2 separate regions of the Homo sapiens genome follow, and region 1 is linked to region 2. Evidence: chromatin contacts called from ENCODE Hi-C data. All regions are on one chromosome and are shown on one strand. The core of a region is the stretch at or near the end of the contact, and the rest is flanking DNA. Distances in the headings are between cores, read along the strand shown.

Region 1 (4,041 bases), core at 1,506-4,005, 370 kb before region 2:
TTAAAAAGCATACCACTAATGACAATCAAATCAGCATTTGAGGAATTCCTAATGTAATCCTTGCCATCATAAAGGATTTCCCAGGACATAGTTTAGGGATTACTTGGGACAAACAGAAAATAAGGTACCAAAGAAAAGAAAAGGCAAAGAAAAGCCTCTAAGAAAACCTGTTTCTGGCATTGCCACCGTCTCTGACAATGGTACTTCCTCTTTCCATCAAATAATTGTTCACTGGAGCTATTTTAAGACTCCTCCTTATGATAAGCAAAATTTTAAAGTCTGAAAAGGCACCCTAAATCAATGCATTTACTTCCTACCACTGCCCTCAAAAACAAAAAGAAATCATTGAGTTCCCAAAGATACATGATATGCTGACTTCTAAAAGTTGCATTTTTTTTCTCTTTAAAATTAAAGAGGATGACTGTGTATTAGGTAAGCACTAAAGAAGCAATTTAGATTCAATCTATCAGAGGAAATGGAGAGAGAAAGTAAACACAAAATGAAGGGAACACTGAAAAATACAAGCAATGTGGATAGACATCTGATCAAGGGCAAGGCAAAAATAATAAACATGTACACTTGACTATGTGCCAGACCCACAAACATGGAGGTTTCTTTCTCTCTAAATGATATTTCTATACCCTCAGAGAAATCAGGGCTATAAATACCAGACAACAAGTACAACTTCACGATGTGTTTTCTGAGGACCAGTTCAAATTCTAGAGTGAAATTCAGTCTTAATACACATAATCTCTCTAAAAAGACATAAGCAATCTCCACCACACATATCCTCCTTTACTAGTCTCAGTTTTTAAGTCTCTGGGTCTCTCTCAGCTGCTGCCTTTTTTTTTTTTTTAAATACTTTAAGGTCTAGGGTACATGTGCACAACGTGCAAACATGTGCCATGTTGGTGTGCTGCACCCATTAACTTGTCATTTATATTAGGTATTTCTCCTAATGCTATCCCTCCCCCCTCCCCGAATCCCACAACAGGCCCCCGTGTGTGATGTTCCCTGCCCTGTGTCCAAGTGTTCTGATTGTTCAATTCCCACTTATGAGTGAGAACATGCGCTGTTTGGTTTTCTGTCCTTGCGATAGTTTGCTAAGAATGATGGTTTCCAGCTTCATCCAAGTCCCTACAAAGGACATGAACTCATCCTTTTTTATGGCTGCATAGTATTCCATGGTGTATATGTGCCACATTTTCTTAATCCAGTCTATCACTGATGGACATTTGGATTGGTTCCAAGTCTTTGCTATCGTGAACAGTGCCACAATAAACATACATGTGCATGTGTCTTTATAGTAGCATGATTTATAATCCTTTGGGTATATACCCAGTAATGGGATCACTGGGTCAAATGGTATTTCTAGTTCTAGATCCTTGAGGAATCGCCACACTGTCTTCCACAATGGTTGAACTAGTTTACACTCCCACCAAGTATGGAAAAGTGTTCCTATTTCTCCACATCCTCTCCAGCACCTGTTGTTTCCTGACTTTTTAATGATCGCCATTCTAACTGGTGTGAGATGGTATCTCATTGTGGTTTTGATTTGCATTTCTCTGATGGCCAGTGATGATGAGCATTTTTTCATGTGTCTTTTGGCTGCATAAATGTCTTCTTTTGAGAAGTGTCTGTTCATATCTTTTGCCCACTTTTTGATGGGGTTGATTTTTTCTTGTAAATTTGTTCAGCTTCTTCTTCTATATACAAACCAAAATCTCTCCACTTAACTTCCCAACTTGAAACCTTTCAATGGTTTCCCACTGTCTATAAGAATAAGCCCTACTGTCCGAGCACAGCATACCAAAGTCTTTCACGGACTGCCCTGTTTCCTACCTTCCTCCCCAGCATAATATGTATCATTACTTCCCAGTTATTAACTACTTTTTTTTTTTCAGACAGTCTAGCTTTGTCGCCCAGGCTGGAGTGCAGCGGCACAATCTTGGCTCACTACAACCTCTGCCTCCCAGGTTCAAGTGATTATCCTGCCTCAGTCTCTCCAGTAGCTGAGACTACAGGCATGCACCACCACGCCTGACTAATTTTTTGTATTTTTAGTAGAAATGGGGTTTCACCATGTTGGCCAGGCAGGTCTCGAACTCCTAACTTCAAGTGATCCACCCACCTCGGCCTCCCAAAGTGCTGGGATTACAGGAGTGAGCCACTGTGCCCAGCTCCCACTTACTACTTTTCACTAGTCATATCAAATTGTTGTAGTTCACTGCACATAAAGACATTTCATACCTCTGTACCTTTACTTCCCATGTACTCACATCTGTCTAGAATATTCTTCCCTCATCGTCACCAGATTAACTCAATCATTTTCCAGGAAAGTACCCTCTTCCAGCAGACCTAAGTCCTCCTTAGTGTTCTCAGAGTATAAAGCGAATATTCAATCATCTTACTGAACAGTTGCTATACTGCCAGGCACCGCTCTAGGCACTGGGGAGATGGCAAGGTACAAAACAGAAACAGTCCCTACTCCTATAGAGCTTACAGTACCATGGGGGGAGATTGACAATATACAAGAAATGTAACTCAGGTGTTGATAAGTGACAAGAAAAATATTAACAAAAGGAGGTTAAGAGAATTATAGGAGACAGAGGTGTGCTATTTTAGACTGGGTGAGGAGAGAAGGAATCTCGGATAAGGTGTCAGCGAGGGAGAGAATGAAGCAGGTAGCCTGGTGCATTCTCAACAGGGAACAAAGTGCAAAGGCCTGAGGAGGGAGTGTGCTTGAAGTGTGTCAGGAACAGTAAGGACAGTTTCTGTTTTTTGTCTGTTTTTTTTTTTTTTTTGAGACGGAGCCTTGCTCTGTCACCCAGGCTGCAGTGCAGTGGTGTGATCTCAGCTCACCGCAACCTCCGCCTCTCGGGTTCAAGTGATTCTCCTCCCTCAGCCTCCAGAGTAGCTGGGATTACAGGTATGCACTACCATGCCTAAGTAATTTTTTTTGTATTTTTAGTAGAGACAGGGTCTCTCCATGTTGGTCAAGCTGGTCTTGAACTCCCGACCTCAGATGATCTGCACACCTTGGCCTCCCTAAGTGGTGGGATTACAGGCATGAGCCACTGCGCCCAGCCTCTGTTGTTTTTTTAAAAATCAACTTGAGTTCTTAGAAACAGGCTGCTATGAGATGCACGGGCCTTAAGGGAGCAAGGGTGGACTCAGGGAGACTGGTCAGTAGGCTACTACAATAACACAAGTAAGATATGATGAAGGATTTGGACTAAAATGATAGGAAGCAGTAGTCAGATTCTATACATAGGTTTTGAAAGTAGAACTGAAAGAAAAAAAAAACAGACCAGATGTGGGGTGTGGGAGAAAAAAAATCAAGAATGACTCCAGTGTTTTTTCCCTGAGCAACTGGAATAATTGAAAAAAGGAGAAAAACTGGCAGAGCAGTAGCTATGGCACAGGGGGCTAGGGGTGAGGGAGGCAGGGTAAGGGAAAAGGGAGGGTATCGAAAGTTGAGTTTTGGACACACTAGGTTTAAACATCCAGGCAGAGGCATCAAGCAGGCAGCTGGAAAGCGCCGTCTGGAATTTAGAGGCAGATCACAGCTGCATGTATACATCTGGCAGTTATCAGAATACAGAAAGCACTGAAAGCCTCGGGACTGGCTAAAAGTGTGTGGGGGATGAGTACAGAAGAGAAGAGGTCCAAGGACTAAGTCCTGGGGTAACTCAAGTTTTAGAGGTTGGGAACATGAAGAGGGCCCAGCAAAGGAAATATATCTCTAGCTTAGCTTCTTGAGAGTAGACACTACTGTTTTTGTCTCTTTATCTCTAGCTTGAAGCCCAGTGCCTCTTGGTCCTTAGTAGGTATTCAGTAAATAAATTAAACTGTCCTTTGAAACCCAGCTAGAATCTAGAGTTATTTCCTAGAAGTTCTCCTGGTAAGGCCTGAGAGTCTAATAACTGAAATATGACCAGCCCAGTAAGGACATCTTTCCAGCTACCTGCAGTACACACTGAACTTATCTGGAAACAGCATATCACACCACTGCTATATAAGCCACTAAGAAACACGGCA
Region 2 (4,039 bases), core at 1,073-3,572:
AACTGAAACATCTATGGCCAATTAATCTTTGGCAAGAGTGCTAAGACTATTCACTAGGGAAAGAACAGTCTATTCAACAAATGGTTCTGGGACAACTGGAAAACCACATGCCACCTGTTTTTGTAAAGTACATTTTTTGGAACATAGACCTGCTCATTTGTTTATATGTTGTTTGTGACTCCATTTGAGCTAGAATGGCAGAGGTTAATAATCTCAACAGAGATACTATAGTATACAAGTCTAAAGTACCTACTCTTTGGTCCTTTACAAAAAAAAAAAAAAGTTTGCAGAGTTATGTTGTACAATATTGCTTCCCATGCCCCACCTGTGTTCATTCCTTCATCTGACATTTACCGACCACATACCATGCCCCAGCCCTGTTCTAGACACAACAGCAAGCAAAAATGTCTATCCTCACAGAGCTTACATTCTAGTAGAGGAATTATCTATGACAGCCCTGCAATCTAAAGAATTTAAATGGCCACTTGAGAAACAGAAGGAATGAGACTGTAAATTACGTGCAGGCTTCGAAGCTGAGATAGAGGCTGTGACTGCTCTAAGCTTGGGCACTCCCAAATGTTCCCTGTTGGCCCTGGGTCATGTCTCATTCAGCTGCATCTCCTGAGCTGCGACCAGAGGTATCCAGCAAGCAATAAATCCAATAGCTCTTCCTAAGAACCTAATATGCTCAGGGCACTGTGTGAGTGCTATGGAGGACAACAGTGAGTAAAATACAATCCCCATTTGCCATAAGACCACAGTCTAGTGAAGAATAAACCGCATATATATCATCATAAGAAAAGTAAAGAAACATTAACACTTAATAAATAAGCACCTACTATGTGCCAGGCACTGTGCAAAAACTTCTATGGTTATTATCTCATTTGACCCTCACGAGAACACAAGAAATACACTGCTTTTGATAGATGAACAAATTGACAGATGAGCAAATTGGGTTTCAAAGAGTTTCGTTTTTCGCCTTTGGCAACAAAGCTAGTGAACGGAAACTCAGAAATCTAAACTAAAACTATGTGGTTCTAAGTTTAGCCATTCAGTTATTAAACAGACATCTGTTGAGGTCCCACAATTTTGTAAGCATCATTCTTGGCTTTAGTGCTACCAAAGATGATCAAGACGAGTGCTCTTTATACCACCCCATCCTGTACCTACCATGTATAGGAAACAGGACATAATTCACCTGCCTCCAGGAGTTTATAAAGAGATTCAGAAAGCAGCACACAGACACAACCGAAATAGTAATGGTAATAATAGGTACAATCTAAGTGTCCAAAAACAAGTTTAAGTAACAGTATTTCAAAGGAATTTAAATGATTTGCTGCTCAGGAGATACGGCTGAGTGGACAGGGGAAGTTTCATGAAGGAAATTGACAGACGGTAGGATTTATAAGTGGTACATATACTAGATATACCCTCCTGTCCTCACCCTTACTCCTGGGTCCTCACCCTTACTCCTGTAAGCCCAACCTTACAGCCTGGGTTGGGCTGACAGTGGAAGAAACAGGCTTCAGGAGACTTTAGAGAGCTTGTAAACTGGCTAATAAACCCTAGAACTTTAGACCACGCCTAGGTCACATACATTATCTCCTTCTCCAAATCCACCCTCCAAGACTCATCACCTCAAGCCAATCCAGCCCCCTTTAGAACATTATGCTACCTTCTTGGGAAGCAGAGGGTAGGTTGAAAGACCCCAGGCCTTGGATCAGAACACCCAGGTTTAAATCTAGTGTAAATATGACCACTTAGAATTGTTCTGTCCATTAAGGTAGCCACTTGCCACAGATGGCTCTTTATATTTAAATTTAGATGAATTTAAGTCAAATGCAATTTAAAAACTAGCCAAAAAGTCACATTTCAAGTGCTCAGTAGCCACAGGTAGCCCACAGATTCAATGCTGGACAAAGCAGATACAGAACATTGCCATCATCGAGAAAGTTCTATTGACCAACACTGATTTCAAAGCCTCTGAACTAAAGGCAGCTATGTTGCTTTTTTGCACCTCATTTTCTTCATCTTAAATTGGGCAAAGCACTACAAATACTCCCCTAAAAGGACTTATGGAAATAAAACAAGACAGTGAACTTAAAAGTGTGCTGGTAACTTCCTTTTTTCTTTTCGATACAAATACATCTTCCTTCCTGCTTTCTGCAGGGCTGAAGCCTCAAGCTCTACTCAGATAGAAACGTCCTCAGGCCATGACCCATGGGATATTGTTTTAATGTGGAGCATTAAAAACAAAGTGAAACAAAAATCTCCAGAGCAGTGAGCCCACCTGTCAGTCCTCGTCTCCCTGGGCCTCTCAAGAGGTTTGTGACACTGATCACTTCTTCCCTTGGCTTCCAGGAGACCATGCTGACCCAGCTTTCCTCCTGCCCCTTGGTTGCTGCTTCTCATCCTCCTCTATGGGCTCCTCTGCATCCCTCTGACCTCTTCAGTTCAAAGCACCCCCGAGCTCTGTCCTTGTCCTCTTCTCTGTCTGTACAAACCCAGTCTCGTGGCTTTAAGTACAATCTGTATATTGATTACTCCCAAATTTACGTTTCCAGTAGAATTCTGTCACTTGAACTCTAGACTCACATTCTAGCTGCCACCCTGCATCTCCACAGGTTGTCTAACAGGCATCTCACATTTGGCATACCAAGATTCGGCTCAGACACCTCTTACCCCTAAACCAGCCCAACCTCCTTCCCTACTGCAGCAAATGCCAACTCTACCCTCGTAAGTACCAAGGTAAAAACCTTGGAGTCGCCAGGCGCAGTGGCTCACGCCTGTAATCCCAGCACTTTGGGAGGCCGAGGCCTGCGGATCACAAGGTGAAGAGATCGAGGCCATCCTGGCCAACATGGTGAAACCCCATCTCTACTAAAAATACAAAAATTAGCCAGGCGTGGTGGCGTGCACCTGTAGTCCCAGCTACTCGGGTGGCTGAGGCAAGACAATTGCTTGAACCTGGGAGGCAGAGATTGCAGTGAGCCGGTATCGCACCACTGCACTCCAGCCTGGCAACAGAGTGAAGCTCCATCTCAAAAAAAAAAAAAAAAAAAAAAAGCTTGGAATCACCCTTGATCTGTCTCTCTTACACATACACATCTCATATCCAGACCATCAAGAAATTCTGTTGGCTTTACCTTCAAAATCTATCCAGAATTCCAACCTTTCTTACCACCTTTACTGCTGCATCCTGGACAAGCCAGCAACCTCTCTCACCTGGATTACTGCAAGAGCCTCCTAAATGGATCTCCCTTCAGCCTATTCTCAATGCAGCAACTGGAGTGATCCCTTTAAAATCTAAGTCAGAAAACAATATGGAGGTTCCTAAAGAAATTAAAAATAGAACTACCATATGACGCAGCAATCCCTCTTCTGGGTATATACACACAGGAGATGGAATCACCTTGTAAATATATCCACACTCCTATGTTCACTCCAGCATTATTCACATTAGCCAAGATATAGAAACAACCTAAGTGTCTATCAACGGATGAGTGGATAAAGAGGATGTGGTATGTGTACACAATGGCATACTACTCACCCTTAAAAAGGAGATCCTGCCATTTGCCACAACCTGAATGAACCTAGAGGAAATTATGCCAAGTGAAATAAGCTAGACACAGAAAGAGAAATATTGCATGATCTCACTTAAATGTGGAATATTAGAAAAGGAGCTCAAACTCACAGAGAAGGAAGCAATGGTTATTATGAGTGGGCATGGTAGAGGGGTAGGAATTGGAGAGATACAGGTCAAAGGACACAAAATAGCAGAGATATAGGAAGAACAAGTTTAGAGATCTAGTGTACAAAATGAAGATTAAAGTTAATAAAACCGTATTGTACAGTTCTGTATTGCTTAACAATGGGATACGGTCTGAGAAATGCTTTGTTTGGTGATTTAGTCATTGTGTGAACATCACAGAGTGACTTACACAAACCTAGATGGTATAGCCTCCTACACCTAGGCTACATGAAACAGCGTATTGCTCCTAGGCTACAAGCCTACACAGCATGTAACTGTACTGAATAC

The links. A loop is a pair of places that touch in the nucleus more often than their neighbours do. Pooled maps may share reads with other maps.
Region 1: a loop to region 2 is called in a map with no recorded cell type, with 2.2 times the contacts of the local background. The contact joins two enhancer-like sites. A Hi-C loop is called at or near these places in 2 of 37 single-sample maps with no recorded cell type and 4 of 50 pooled maps.

Annotation. Positions count from the first base shown.
Region 1 is chr11:121,067,650-121,071,690 of GRCh38, reverse strand. All of the region lies in intron 7 of TBCEL-TECTA (TBCEL-TECTA readthrough), which reads right to left. All of the region lies in intron 8 of TBCEL (tubulin folding cofactor E like), which reads right to left. Among named protein-coding and RNA genes, the nearest start is that of TECTA, 32 kb to the left of the region's middle. RefSeq lists an enhancer at 4,030-4,041. Within about 2 kb of position 2,755, at least 3 of the 41 ENCODE cell types and tissues checked have a DNase peak (open chromatin) inside an H3K27ac peak, as active enhancers do.
Region 2 is chr11:120,700,979-120,705,017 of GRCh38, reverse strand. All of the region lies in intron 3 of GRIK4 (glutamate ionotropic receptor kainate type subunit 4), which reads right to left. Among named protein-coding and RNA genes, the nearest start is that of GRIK4, 190 kb to the right of the region's middle. Within about 2 kb of position 2,322, at least 3 of the 41 ENCODE cell types and tissues checked have a DNase peak (open chromatin) inside an H3K27ac peak, as active enhancers do.